2 separate regions of the Homo sapiens genome follow, and region 1 is linked to region 2. A link is an interaction called in ENCODE POLR2A ChIA-PET data of the cell type or tissue named here. Cell type or tissue: PC-3. All regions are shown on one strand.

The links. ChIA-PET counts read pairs that join two places held together with the same protein. Peaks named below come from ENCODE experiments on the same cell type or tissue, not always from the same donor. Only the 100,000 strongest peaks of a DNase experiment are listed, where the experiment ranks them.
Region 1: POLR2A ChIA-PET joins it to region 2 with 7 read pairs; 4 of 35 experiments call an interaction of 5 or more read pairs at or near these places.

Annotation. Positions count from the first base shown.
Region 1 is chr10:35,201,508-35,209,507 of GRCh38, reverse strand. It overlaps CREM (cAMP responsive element modulator), which reads right to left. Exons shown (of 8, transcript NM_183011.2): 7 at 2,457-2,613. Among named protein-coding and RNA genes, the nearest start is that of LINC02634, 39 kb to the left of the region's middle. In PC-3, no CTCF peak of the experiment used is centred here; no DNase peak of the experiment used is centred here.
Region 2 is chr10:35,021,474-35,029,473 of GRCh38, reverse strand. It overlaps CUL2 (cullin 2), which reads left to right. Exons shown (of 21, transcript NM_003591.4): 16 at 587-664; 17 at 4,276-4,342. Among named protein-coding and RNA genes, the nearest start is that of LINC02635, 52 kb to the right of the region's middle. In PC-3, a CTCF peak has its summit at 1,703 (motif pointing right); DNase peaks (open chromatin) are centred at 1,693 and 3,393; H3K27ac peaks cover 1,651 bases.

The DNA.
Region 1 (8,000 bases), 180 kb before region 2:
TACTAGAGTCAAAATGTTGCAGGCACAAAGCTTTCCCCGATCACATCAGTAGATGGTACATTCCTAAGCACTCCTCAGCCATGGAAAACACCTGTTTCTTCTATTAATAGTGAGCTCGGTTTTCAGGCTTGCATGTGTCTGGGTGTATCCTCAGCACGGAGAGGAAGTGCAAGGCAAGGAAGAAACTCTGACAAGGCTGGAAAGAAATAAAAACTGTTGCTGGATTGGCAGAAATACGATATAATGAGATATCGATTATAGATGCCAATCAAAGAATAAAAAGAAAATATGTAAGAGATCTATCTGTGAATGACTAAAGCCTCACACTTCCCCAGGAAGTGAAATTTGCAGGTTATCATGGGGTATTTTTGAGATGCCTGATGCTGGTATAGAGGACAGGCTCTGGAATAAAGACTGCCCGGTTGCCCATCCTGGTTCTGCCCAGTTTGGGCCATGTGATCTTGACCAACTTATTCCTTAACATCTCTGAACTTCTGGTCCTCATCTGTAAACTGGGCATAATAATCACCTATTCTCATGTAAGCATTAAACACACAGTAGAAATAAAGCACTTAAAATCTGCTAAACAGATAATGAGCAACCTAACAGCCAGGTATCATCTGCATTTCTCTTGTCTTGCTCTGAAACTGAGATTTAGAAAGCGAAAATAAACCTTTCTCAGAATCCTGTACAGCTAGGGACTAAAGACCTATTTCTAGCCAATGAAATGTAGGTGAAAGTTGCTGGGAGGATCTTCCAGGAAAGGTTTGCAGTTGGGCCAGACCTCAGCTAGCCCCAATTTTTGGCTCTAGCCCTTCTTCCTGTCTGAGGCAATGCCTAGAGGTTCAGTAGCCGCGCTGTGATCATGAGAATGAATGATACATGCTGAAGATGACACAGCCGGGAGCGGGAGTCTGGGCCCTTGATAACACTGCTGAATCTCTGTCCTGGCTGCACACAATGAGGACATTATTTGACATTAGGACTAAGGTGACAAGACTACTGGGAAACTCTAAGACAATTCTGTTCCTTTTGAAAATCAGATTAATTTGCACCATTATTCATAATAAAAACTAAACCAATAAATAATATACAAGTTAAATAAAATTTTATTTATGTTTAAATTTTTAAAAAGTTTTAGAAAATAGCATTTTATAATATGTTGCTTAAAAATAAAATGACAGAGATATGGAGCAAGAAAAAGTGAGAGAAAATGAGAGCTGACTGGAAGTACATAGACTATAATAGGAGGTATCCTAAGTGGTTAGAGCCATGGATGATTTTAATTCTTTTTGTTATTTTGTATTTGCACTTGACTAGAATTTATCAGATTAAATATGTATTTCAGTGTAATAGAGGAAAAAAAGTTAAAAAATAGACAAAAGGAAACTACATGTAGAAAATGTCGAAAAGTAACGCCTCACTTACACTTCATTTTTCTCAGAGAGAAGCTAAAAAATTCGACTTATCACCTACTTCACAGCAAATACTAAATACAAAATAGCTCTTTGTTTCTAACAAAGTCCTTTAATCATTATTTTTAAAAATTACTGTATCTTTTGGACATCACCCTTACAACATAGGGATGTAACTCCTGCTGATGAAATAGTTTAACAGCCAGGAATTCTGACTGGAAGACAATCTAATAACACACACAGAGCACAAACCTACATGAAATGCCACACAACATGTAACTTGGGAGAAATGGCTTATGAAAACTGTAATTTTTTTTTTTTAAGACGGAGTCTCACTGTCACCCAGGCTGCAGTCCAGTGGCGCGACCTCAGCTCACTGCAAGCTCCGCCTTCCGGGTTCAAGTGATTCTCTTGCCTCAGCCTCCCGAGTAGCTGGGATTACAGGTGCACACCACCACACCCAGCTAATTTTTGTATTTTTAGTAGAGACAGGGTTTCGTCATATTGGCCAGGATGGTCTCAATCTCTTGACCTTGTGATCTGCCCGCCTTGACCTCCCAAAGTGCTGGGATTACAGGCGGGAGCCACTGCGCCCAGCTGAAAACTGTAATTTTTATTTTTATTTTTATTTATTGATATTATTTTTATCATTATTTTATTATCATTTATTAATATTTAATATTGTTTTATTATTTTTTTGAGATGGAGTCTCGCTCTGTCGCCCAGGCTGGAGTGCAGTGGCACGATCTTGGCTCACTGCAACCTCCGCCTCCCAGGTTCATGCCATTGTCCTGCCTCAGCCTCCCAAGTGGCTGGGACTACAGGCACCTGCCACCACGCCCGGCGAATTTTTTTGTATTTTTTAGTAGAGATGGGGTTTCACCGTGTTAGCCAGGATGGTCTTGATCTCCTGACCCTGTGATCCGCCTGCCTTGGCCTCCCAAAGTGCTGGGATTACAGGCGTGAGCCACTGCGCCCGGTGAAAACTGTAATTTTTAAAAAGTGTCCTAGAAGTTACCGATTCCCTGTGCAACACCTCACCTGTTTTTCATTAGCCTCAGCTCTCGTTTGCGTGTTGCTTCTTCTGCCAGCTGCTGGGGACTGTGCAAACTTCCGGGCGATGCAGCCATCACCACTCCCTGTGGCAAAGCAGCAGTAGGAGCTCGGATCTGGTAAGTTGGCATGTCACCAGTGGCAGCTGCAGTAAAACAAAATATTTTGAGCTTATATAAAGAATTCATAATTTGGCATTTTACATAAAACTGATCTGGAAATGATATACTTTTGACATCTCATAAGAGGTGATCTTGTAATGTTTAAGATAATTATTCTGAGCATTATAGCAATCTCAAGTATTAAAGATCTTCTTCAGCACTTAGAACAATGATATTTAGCATGCTCTAAACACTTAAGGTAGAAAAGCATCCTAATGCATTTTAGACAGGTTTTTATCAAAGGCAAAAGCTTAAGATGCTCATTTAGCTTAAAGTCAGTGGTGTGCTAATAAATATTTAAGAAACAGTCCTCAGGACAAAACAATGAAAAAGCCCTGATGTGTAGTGTTCAGTAATTCTCACGATGTAAATACTTCCACCATGGCCAGTTTCAAGCTACCAAGGTGACTTTCCTGAGCGTAGAGTTGGAAAGACACACACGTGGTAAGCAGCACAGCATACAGACAAAACAGATGCCAATACCCACAGAGCACAGAGAAAATACTTGGAAATTATGAGTTTTGAGTACTAATGTTTTTAATGTGTAAATTGTGTATGTGTATGTATATATGCATATATATATGCATGTATATATATACATATTTATACACACACATATTTTTTTTTTTTTGAGACGGAGTCTCGCTCTGTCGCCCAGGCTGGAGTGCAGTGGCGCGATCTTGGCTCACTGCAAGCTCCGCCTCCTGGGTTCATGCCATTCTCCTGCCTCAGCCTCCCGAGTAGCTGGGACTACAGGCGCCTGCCACCACGCCTGGCTAATTTTTTGTATTTTTAGTAGAGACGGGGTTTCACCGTGTTAGCCAGGATGGTCTCAATCTCCTGACCTCGTGATCCTCCCACCTTGGCCTCCCAAAGTGCTGGGATTACAGGTGTGAGCCATCGCGCCTGGCTTTTTTTTTTAGACAGAGTCTCACTAAGTGGCTCCAGGCTGGAGTGCAGTGGTGTAATCTTGGCTCACTGTAACCTCCACCTCCCCAGTTCAAGCGATTCTTGTACCTCAGCCTCCCAAGTAGCTGGGATTACAGGCGTGCACCACGACACCTGGCTAATTTTGTATTTTTAGTAGAGATGGTGTTTTGCCATGTTGGCCAGGCTGGTCTTGAACTCCTGACCTCAAGTGATCTGCCTGCCTCAACCTCGCAAAGTGTTGGGATTACAGGCGTGAGCCACCACGCCCGGCCTGAAAATTTAATAATAGGCTCTAGCAAGCCAGGAGGAGCTGACTGTAGCACACCACTGCAAAAATTTCCATTAAGCAGAATATCTCCATCCTCTGAATGTTTCAGTTTAGAGATTTTCCTATACTCCATATCATGCCTGAAACAGTCACTGAATGTCTTTAAGTGCAATTCTCATTACTAGAAAATCACTGAAGCACTGGAAGGAATTGAGCTCACTGCAGTTTCAGTAAAAAAAACAAAAAACAACAATAAAAACCCAGCAAAGCTCTGCTTAAACCTAGTTTCTCTGGGGAAAGATAATTTTTCTTTCTTAGGTTTCTAGGAAAATAATACATTTGTAAATATTCATTTAAAAGTATTGTCTAAGCATAGTATAATCATACAGTTAAAATACAGCGTTTAATATTTACTTAGTATTCAGATCAAATACTAAAAGTAAGTTCTCAAAGTTTCCTAATTTATATTCAAAATTTGTCTACTGCAAGAAACATAGCTTCCTAGAAAAGACAGATGGATTCGAGTGATAAAACATTTCTACCACCAACGCTTCAACATTGAGAACGTATGGTCCAGAGTTAGTTTGTCACTCTGATGAGACATTACAAAATACATGCTCTCTCAAAGCTAAGTGCAAGAAAAAAGATTTTTTAAAAAGTTATCAAATTCTATAACAATTGCCTGAACTAAATTCCAATCAAAAGAGGAAAACACAGCATTTCTGTATTTCATGAAAATGTATTATACCCAATGAATAAGAAGTGAAATGCTACCCATGGGAGACAAATACTTTGTCAGCTAAATAGGATATTATCACTGAAACTTTGTTTAAAAAAGTTAAACAAAGATTAACTGATTTATGTGCTTCTATTTGGGTATATGCCAGATTTCTGCCTTCTAAGGCTTGAGAATTAGGTGAAAGAATACAACAGTTAAAAACATGGCTTTCAAGGAAGCTCACTTAAAGATTTTCATAGAATTAATAAAAATATTGTTTATAAGGTTGTACTGCCTTTTCCTTCTACATGTAATTTTAAAACATTGGTGATAGGGAATAATTGATTTTTTTTTTTTTTTTTTTTTGAGACGTAGTTTTGCTGACACCAGGCTGGAGCGCACTGGTGCAATCTTGGCTTACTGCAACCTTCTACTCCCTGGTTCAAGTGATTCTCTTGCCTCAGCCTCCCGAGTAGCTGGGATTACAGGCACGCGCCATCATGCCCAGCTAATTTTTGTATTTTTAGTAGAAACAGGGTTTCACCATGTTGCCCAGGATGGTCTTGATCTCCCGACCTCGTGATCTGCCTGCCTTGGCCTCCCAAAGTGCTGAGATTACAGGCGTGAGCCACTGTGCCTGGCCTAATTGTGATTAATGATCACCAGCATATGAATAAACTTGGGAAAAGTCCTAAATTTGTTTTTGTGACTATACAAAATAATGTATACACAGACAACTCAATGAGTCGTACAAAACTGTATAGCTTTGAGATAGTTAACAAGGTCACGTTAAGCCAGTTATAAACTAACTTAATAGATTGTTTAACATATCTTCATCGTATTGTCAGAAGAGATGGAGTGGAGCAGAGAATAACATAGCTCTCCTCTTTTTTCTCTTCACCCACATCCAGGGAAGAAGGTTATGGGGTAATAAAGGCTGAAACAATAGAACAGCTGGTGGTCACCTAGGTCTTCTAAAATTGGAACAATAGCCAGTGACGAATGAGAAGTTTACATGACACCAGGTTGACACATGCAGGCAGCATGGATATGGACCTTGGTCTAGGATCATTCTTTCCAAACACTGCTCACACAGACGTGTAGTAAAATTAATGGGTAGAGAGGGGCTCATTACACTCTAGTTCTGTAGACGTTTGCTGTTTTCTTGTAATATGAAGTTAGAGCAGGATGGTTCCATGATATATACAAAAGCTAGTTTAAAAAAAAACAAAAAACAAAAAAAAAAACTTTTTACTTTTTATTTTTATTTTGAGACAGAGTCTCACGCTGCCACCCAGGATAGAGTGCAGTGGCACAATCTCGGCTCACTGCAACCTCCGCCTCGCAGGTTGAAGCCATTCTCCTGCCTCAGCCTTCCAAGTTGCTGGGATTACAGACGCCCACCACCGCTCCCAGCTAATTTTTGTATGTTTAGTAGAGATGAGATTTCACCATTCTGGCCAGGCTGGTCTCGAACTCCTAACCTCGTGATCTACCTGCCTCAGCCTCCCAAAGTGCTGGGATCACAGGCGTGAGCCACTGCGCCCGGCCACAAAAAACTTGTTTTTTTAAAAAAAGGGTGGGTGGGAATAGTCACAGGTGAACAATGAAGTTCAAGGGCAGACATGGTGGCTCACGCCTATAATCCCAGCATTTTGGAAGGCCAAGGTAGGAGGTTCACTTGAGTCCAGGAGTTCAAGACCAGCCTGGGCAACATGGAGAAACCTGATCTCTACAAGACATACAAAAATTAACCAGGTGTGGTGGCGTGCGTCTGTGGTTCCAGAGCCTTAGGTGGGAAGATCATGTGAGCCCAGGAGGTTGAGGCTACAGTGAGCCGTTATTATGCTACTGCACTCCAGCCTGAGCGACAGAGTAAGACCCTGTCTCAGGAAAAAAAAAAAGGAAAAAAGCAAAAAAAGACGTTCATTCATTGGCCTTGTATTTATCAGAAATGCTTCCAAACAACTCTTGCCTGTTTCCAGAAGCAACAACCACCCTCAAGGGACCAAATTTGGCACCATGAAAGATAATGGCAGTTCCAAAATAAGAATTCTTAAAAACATTTTGAGCGATAGCTCAGAAAAAAATACCACTTTAAAATAACTTGGAAGGGGATGATATATTCAGATGTATTAGTTCTGAGATGTTAGGTGACTGGGTTTTATTATAATTTTTCAGAGGTATCATATATTCATTTTACTTCCCTCAATAAAATCAAAATGACAAGCGCATTAGTTCAAGCCAGAAACAGGAGTTAGTATAAATTAGTAGGAATTTGTATAAATTTCTATAATATCCCAAAGGATCTATATGGTGGTATACTTCTAATGGTCGATGGACAAATTCCATATACTCAAATATAATCTTATTAGTAAAGTACATTTAAAAAGATATGGGCAAAGACAGCTGTGCACAGTGGCTCATGCCTGTAATCTCAGCTCCTTCAGAGGCTGAGGCATGAGGATCACTTGAGCCCAGGAGTTCAAGTCCAGCCTGGGCAACATAGCAAGACCTTGTCTCTTAAAAAAATAAAGATACAAAGATAATCTCTTGTTTTGAGAAAATCTAAATGTCACAAGTTTTAATTTTAAAACAAGTTATAAAAAGTATTTATCTTAGTTAGCTTCAAATTTCCAATATTATGAACTCAGTGGAAATTTAAAGCAGATAAGACACCAAGGATCACAGTTCAAAGACCATCCTGCATTCTCTGATGACACACTGCTATTCCTGTATTCTTATAAAGGCCACTTCCTGTCCCATTTAACTACTGAAAGTGTCTAAATTACTTTTTATTCTAGAATTTTCATATTTTGAAAATATATGGGTTATCAGTGGGGAATTAACAATCATGATTGAAGAAAGATTATAAGATATTTGTACACTAACTTTATTCTCAGGAAAGCAAAAACTTTAAGACAAATCAGGGATAGTATCTTTTTAACCCCAGAAACCCCTAGAATCTAGCACATACTTGGCATATAATGGGTGTTTCATGAGTTAATGTGTGCTGTATGAAGTAAAATTTGAACTTCCTCGGGTTTTGCACAAGCCTGCTGTCATTTAGAATGCTTAAAATAAGCAGTCTTTCTTATAAACTTACATTATTATAGCTAAACCTTTACCTCTAAGACATGGAAAGCCCTACAAGATGCGATGTGTCTCTTCAAAGTGGCCTTTCTTGATAAAAGGCATTATTTCTTAAATTTTCCTTAGATGCACTTTAGATAAGTCTAACATAGCATTTTAAAAGCAAAGGCGTTCTCATTATGATGTGCTTCCATCTAGCTCCTGACATGAAAGCATTTTTTTTTTTTTAGGTTCAGTATCAAATATTTCATGGGAAAAGAAAATTCCTAGAACTCTCAATTTTGGTCATTAACTACATATCTCTCTTTGCAAGCTTTAAACACGGTACAGCAGAAAAAGCATGGGGTTTGGAGTCTGGGTTC
Region 2 (8,000 bases):
TTTACTATGAGCATTTACTAATCATTTCAGTACGTTGATACAAATGATTCATAAATGGATGCCTGATTACGTTTGGTTCTGTGAGTAGATTGTGGCTTCTAAAGTCCTATTGATTTGGGCTGGGCGTGGTGGCTTATGCCTGTAATCCCAGCACTTTCAGAGGCCAAAGCAGGCAGATCTCTTGAGCTCAGGAGTTCCAGACCAGCCTGGCCAACATGTGAAAACCCGTCTCTACTAAAAATGCAAAAATTAGCCAGGTGTGGTGGTGCGTGCCTGTAATCCCAGTTACTGGGGAGGCAGAGGCAGGAGAATTGCTTGAACCCCAGAGGCGGAGGTTGCAGTGAGCGGAGATCGTGCCACTGCATTGAAGCCTGGGTGATGGAGTGAGACTCCATCTCAAAAAAAAAAAACAAAAAAAGGTCCTATTGGTTTGGAATGAAATGTGCCATGATAGAAATACTCAGATTTCATCAACATTTTGAGGAAGAAAAAAATGTTTTAGATGCTTAGATTATTTAATAAATATTTACTTTGAATTTAGATGTTGATCCATTTAGCTTATTTTATTTTATTTTTTTCCTTCTAGGCTGGTGCGTGGCCTCTTACTCAGGCTCCTTCATCTACGTTTGCAATTCCCCAGGAATTAGAAAAAAGTGTACAGATGGTAAGTTTGCAGGAAATATATTAGAAGACTAAAGGAATTTTAATAATTGTCTTCATATTATATCACCTTTAATATTTTTTCAGAGTCTTAAGGGTTCATGTGATAAAAATAGATTCAGAAATTATAGTCAGTCTGCCCTTTAGGAAGAATGTAAGTTATTGTAGTTACTAATATTGATACTAAAATGCTAAGAAGAATGTCATACAGTTCTTTGTCAAAGCATGTCTCTTATTCTGAGTAAGTCTATCATCTGCTATTAAGCAGTTTTAAATTATAAAAATGTTGATATCAGAAGAAAGCTTAGAATTCAACACCTAAAATATCACTTACCAGTTTTCCTTTTGAATTTTGACCAAATACCTCATTCAGCCCTTGTAATATTTTTATTTCTGTCCTGTAATGTAGGTAAATATATGTGAAGTAACTGCTAGTAGAGTAAGTAGTAACAGTGATTGATAGTGGTTATTAGTTTCGTGGTAATAACTAATAGAGGAGAGTCCTGTAACCAGTCAGGTAGGTTTCAGGAAGGCAAGCATGATAGACTTTCAGAATAGGAGGCTAAATTAGGACTTCTTACATCTTCTTTGAAAAGAGATTGTAGCACAGACTATTTTAGAAACTATGTGAAGAAGAGCATTTGTGCAGACATTCATTGGATGGGGCAGACTATAATCCAAGGTTATTACAAATTTTGCAGAAAGGATACATCCCAAAGTGCTGGGATTTCAGGCATGAGCCACCATGCCTGGCCTTGGCAGTCTTTTACATTTCTTTTTAAATATCATGTGTCCCTGATTGAAATTAAGGGAGAGAATAGGAGCTGGCAGAAATGAAGTTTTCCTTTAGTTTTTTCTTTCCTCTTTCCTTGAAATAATTATTTTCTATTTATAGTTTTTAACTCTTTAAACTTTATTTGTTGATGTATAGTCTTCCTCAGGTTTTAGTTTCCCCATTTACAAATAGGAAGTGAGTTTCTGTCTGTAAAATTCTGATTCCAAAAATACTATTCTCTCCATTTGAATTGTCTCCAATTACCAGTAGAGGGAGTTTGTCCTTTATTTTTTTTCTAGTAAGTCCAAGTTTTCAGATACATAGGATTGAAATCCATTTGTATACTTAATAGTGTACAGTTTTCTCATGTAAATTAATCCATCCTGCCTTAGTGATGATTTGCATTTTTTACATCTTAATCTTAAATATAACTATCAAGAATTACCTTTATTTTACACCAAAGTATCTCAAAACTGTGGAATTAAAGCTGTAATTAAAAGTAATTTATTTTATACTTTAGGCCAGTCAATCTTAATTGTTACATTTCTTTTTTACCTAGGCCAAAAACCTGAATAATATTAGAAGTATCTAAAGTTGCCGGGCGCGGTGGCTCACGCCTGTAATCCCAGCACCTTGGGAGGCCGAGGCGGGCGGATCATGAGGTCAGGAGATTGAGACCATCCTGGCTAACACAGTGAAACCCCGTCTCTACTAAAAATAGAAAAAATTAGCCGGGCATGGTGGCATGCACCTGTAGTCCCAGCTACTCTGGAGGCTGAGGCAAGAGAATCGGTTGAACCCAGGAGGTGGAGGTTGCAGTGAGCCGAGTTTGCGCCACTGCACTTTAGCCTGGGTGATAGAGCGAGACTCCGCCTCAAAAAAAAAAAAAAAAAAAGTATCTAAAGTAGTGTATATTAATGTAGCTATCTATTAAAGGTAAATAAACTCATTGAATTTTTAAGGCTCTTTGAGATCTAATTAATGCCCTTAAACAGTGTTTGAAAAATGCTGTTTTTTATCCTGTTTATTTTAAAATAAGTTTAGTCTGGGAGGAGGGGGGAGGGATAGCATTAGGAGATATACCTAATGCTAAATGACGAGTTAGTGGGTGCAGCACACCAGCATGGCACATGTATGCATATGTAACTAACCTGCACATTGTGCACATGTACCCTAAAACTTAAAGTATAATAATAATAAAATTTAAAAAAATAAAATAAGTTTAGTCAACATATATTTTTTACTAATAAGCTTTGCTAACACAATTATTTTAATGATATAATCAAGGAAGGTTTTATAACTTTGGTCTTTGTAGTGCCATATGAATTGATGAATTTATTGGAGTCTGTTTGTTCTTGACTAGCTATAGATACGAGAGTCTTTGTAGTCAGATTTTAAATGTAAGGATGAATCAGTATCTTCTTTTGGCATATTGATATTATCGTCAATAAAACTTTACCAAATAGTACTACTGAAGAGGTAAAACATGTTTTTAGAGCTTGGAATATACCTTTTAAAGCCAGCTTTGCACTTTAAATTATGAGCATTTTAAAGCTGGAATTTCTCATTTCCGAAAGTGTTTTGAGAAAAAAATGAAAGTTTTTTTAACTTTTATTTTGCTTTTGTCCAGATTCATTGTAAATGTGTTATAAATTGTGAATTATATAGTAGTGATTGAATTTTATTGATATCCCTGGGAGTTATTAGTTAGTCAGATCATACTTCTGAAATCCTCTTATGACATATTTCAATTTGCTGTTTGTCTGGATTAGAACTAAGCAGGCAATCTGAAGTATTCCAGGTGCTAGTCATCTCCTGTTCATCCTGCAAAGGGATTGGTGGATCTGCTGGTAGAGGAGGATGCTGCACCATTAGAGGGAAAATAGGCTCAACATATTTCAGCTTCCCAGGACTAGGCAAACTTAGAGTAACTGCTGAAGGAATTGACTCATTTTCTTGGCTGGAGCTATTAACTTTTGCTGTTAAGGAGTGGTCATAATATAGCTGATAGGTCAGTCATTGCTGACTGCTTTATGTGAACTTCCTTTTTAAAGTACAAAAGGTAAAGTTTGATATACAAATAAAAGCTTTAAGTATGTTATATATGGTACATCATGCTAAAAGTTTATTCAGAATTCTGAACTGGCATAATGCAGTTTATTTTTTAGTTTTATAAAGAAATTGAGTTTTTATCTTTTTCACATCCAGTATCATTTTTCCACTTTTTATTGTATACTAGCTCTTTATTAAAGAAAAAAGAACTCTGTATTTTTGTTCTGTAATTACACATTCAGTCCAGGGAGGAATGTTTAAAATTTGAAGGCTACATTAATAGAATTTAAATTTAATTGTTCACAATAATATCAGCAAAAGAATAATCCAGAGATATACCCTAAAACTTCGTATTTGTGTCTAATTGAATGTGGAAGCTATATGTTGGCAAATGGGAGATTAGAGATGAAGGTAGGGTTTCTCTTTTCATGGTGAAATATATATGTTGCTGTGTTTGGTTAGTAGAATTTATAAAGTCCATGTTAGTATTATTCAGAAATGATAATGAATCACTGTGTCATACAGAAAGTCAAATTTGCAGTGCTGTGGTTTAGTGGAGAGAACTCTAGAACAAGTTGTCAATTAAAAGAGCTGGAATATATGTGTATAGCCTTGATTAGGGACCACAGGAACGTGCTTTCTCCTCTGTAAAAGAAGGAGGTAAACCAGATGGGCTTTAATGTCTCTTCTAATATGAATGGTTTTCATTGCTTTTGTAGTATTGTGTTAATTAACTAGGCAAGTTATAGTAGCTAAAAATAATGTGTGTTTTTTTTTTTTTTTTACAGTTTGAATTATTTTATAGCCAACATTTCAGTGGAAGGAAACTTACATGGTTACATTATCTGTGTACAGGTAAAATGCATTTAATTATATCTGGCTTAATGAAATTTACCTGATGATTATATTAATTTAGAAAGAGGTTTTCTATGGCCCAATTACAGTTTTTAACCTTTTCTCCTCCATCAACCTTTCCCCATTAAAGCAACTAACAATGAAATCCAAGTATAGCACTTTTTCATAGTATTTTATAATTACACTGTTTATAATCTTGCTGCTTTTAAAGAAATGTTCTGACTTTATACTGATTTATTACATTTCTCTAGCCAACCACTTCATTAGCAAATGTATTTAGAAACTCACATTTGATGGGGCAGACACACTTAGAAACTTGTTCTCTAAGTATGCCAGATCCTCTTGCCAGTTTCTTTATTATAGCATCATAAGGAGACCTAACCATTTGATTTTTACTTGTGATACTGCAGTGAATGCAATAGTAAAGCTTTTTGCAGAAAGTCCTACTTAATTTTCAATAGTTTCCAATTTTAAAAAACTTTTATCACAATCTAATTTCCTTTGCTTCTTTCTGGAACAATGGAGTCCACTTACTTACAGTAGGATTAATACCTGAATTATTGTGGACTGTGTGTGGAGTTGCCTGAAGATGTAAGCCAAAGCAGACACTTGAATTTTCTCTTTTTTTGCTAAACTATGCTTTGACAAGTTCATTGAATCACTTTTTCTTTGTACAAGAAGGAAAGGGTATATATGCTAATATTTCTTAGAGATGGTACAAGAAAATCATTTGCCATAACCTTTATTAGGAAATGTTTTCTATCCCCTCCCCAAGAGTTACTTTATCCAAGTAACTATGATACTTGGTGTTTATTTGACTAATTTACATCTTGGGAACGTGATGGCTCATTGTATTAGTAATACATTTTGCATTACTTATATAAGTCGATCTTTACTGAGCAAGTTGGACATTCTAATTTTTAAAATAATTTTTGAAATGAGATTTTTTACTGATACTCTTAGTGGTAGTCAAAGGTCAAATTTTAATTTGACTTTTGGCTAGGTGCAGTGGCTCACACCTGTAACCCCAGCACTTGGGGAGGCTGAGACAGGTGGGTCACTTAATCCCAGGAGTTTGAGACCAGCCTGGGCAACATGACAAAACCTGTCTCTACTAAAAAATCCAAAAATTAGCCAGGCGTGGTGGAGCACACCTGTAGTCCCAGCTACTCGAGAGGCTGAGATGGGAGGATCACTTGAGCCCACGAGCTGGAGGCTGCAGTGAGCCATGATCGTGCCACTGCACTCCAGCCTGGGCAACAGAGCAAGACCCTGTCTCAACCAGTCAATCAATATGTTCTATTTTCATTTAGTAAACATAATTGATTTTAAGAAAAAAATGCTGGACCAGGGTTTTAGATTTTTTTTTTTTCCCCTAAGAAAACTAATATATCTTAGTGCAGTTCGATTTAGCTTGCTTTTACTTTCCATGAATATCTGTCTGGGGGAGTTTAAACATTCTTGGTTATTCTCATTATTTCAGCAATAATCAATGTGTCTCCTAAAGTAATTTTAGTAAGGGGCTCATTTTAACAACCAGTGGTGTATAAGAAGAAAATAAATTTATGCACATAGTTTTTTAGCCATTGGAATTTAGTTTGAAAATAGTCACCAATATCACCTAAATAGGAAAGAGAATAACTTTCTTTCTGTTTTTGAGCTATACTAAATTTCTAAGCTGATACATAAGTTGATTTGGGGAGCTCTTTTGTTTGTTCATTTCTTTTATTTAATATTATTTGTGTTTTAGTTAAAACCAAATAGTTACTTCCTTTGGAAAGAGAACCTTATAAGTTTATTTTTTTGTTTTGAGTCACCGAAGGTACTGAAAACACCTGTGACCTATCAGTGAAACCAGGAGTTAGAGTTGTTTTTCTTCCCAACTTTGATAAGATACAATTGACACATAAAAATTGTATCTGTTTACAGTGTACAGTGTGATGCTTTGTTATGTTTATATTGTAAAATGATTAACTCAAGCTAATTAACATAAGTAGCTTCTCACTTATCTTTATTTGTGGTGAGAGCATTTAACATCTACTGTCACAGCAATTACTGTCACAGCAATTTTCTTTTTCTTTTTTTCTTTGAGATGGGGTCTTGCTCTGTCACCCAGGCTGGAGTGCAGTGGCGATCTCGGCTCACTGCAACCTCCACCTTCTGGGTTCAAGTGATTCTCCTGCCTCAGCCTTCTGAGTAGCTGGGATTACAGGCACACACTACCACTCCCAGCTAATTTTTGTATTTTTAGTAGAGACGGTGTTTCACCATGTTGGCCAGGCTGGTCTCGAACGCCTGACCTCGTGATCCACCCACCTCGGCCTCCTAAAGTGCTGGGATTACAGGCATGAGCCACCGTGCCCAGCCTTGTCACAGTAATTTTCAAGTTTACTCCACAGTAGATTAACAGTCACCATGCTATATGATAGATCTCCAGAACTTACTGGTCCTAACTGAAACTTTGTCCCCTTTGATCAACATTTTTCATTTTATTTTTGTTCTCCATTTATTCATTTAACAAAAAGTTTCTCACACGCTATGTGTATTGAAGATACTTGTTCTAGATTACCCATATATGGCCTAAGGCTCCAGGACTTCTTTAAAACACTGGCTCTGAGGCTGGACAGATCTCTCAGAGTTCTGTTTCTTGAGAACCCCTGTTACTTCTGCTTAAACATAGAATGAAAATTATTCTTGCCTAGTCTATTTCTACATTCCCAGCTCATGGAATACCCAAGAAAAGGTTAATTTTTGTATTGTAAATGAAGAGTCTTCACAAATGGTTGATGGTGCACAAGGTGGTGTTTGGGGGAATTTAGAATCAGAAGACCTGTGGCTGGAGTTATTAGCTCACAACTTATTAGCTGTGTAATCTTAAGCAAATTACTTAACTCCTTTGAGCCTGTTTCCTTCTCTTTATTGTTGTAAAATTCATTGATCAACTCAAAGAACATTTTCTATGTCTCAGGTACTTCTAAACGCCAAGTGGACAGAAATAAAATACAGAGCCTTGGCCCTCAAAAAAAACTCATGTCTAGTAGGAAGACAGACATACGTACATAGTTACAGTACGGTGTTTTGAATGTGATAGAGGCCAGCCCAGGGCATATCACAGAATGGTGGTGGCAGTCAGGTCCTTGCGAGGGAAGTCTTCTGGGGAAATCACATCTCAACTTGTTTTCAAGAGCTAATAGGGCCGGGTGCCCCCTCGCCCCACTTCGCCCCACCTCACCCCACCTCACCCCACCTCACCCCACCTCACCCCACCCCACCTCACCTCACCTCACCTCACCTCACCTCGCCTCACCTCACCCCACCTCGCCTCTCCTCACCCCACCTCACGTAAGCTGGAGTGGAGGTGCGCGATCACAGCCCACATTAGCCTCTGCCTCCCGGGCTTAAGAGATCCCTGTAGTCCCAGCTACTTGGGAGGCTGAGGTCACCAGAGCCCAGAGTGAGAAGACCAGGCAGGCCCAAAAAGAAAATAAATAAATGAAAATAAAAAATAATAAATGAAAGAAGGAAGGAAGGAAGGATATACATGTATATGTAAATGAAATGGGTTTTTATTTAATACATATTCATACATTAAAATTGACATTAATATAAACATGTATTAATTATGGAAATATCATCTATATAGTTTTATCACTACATA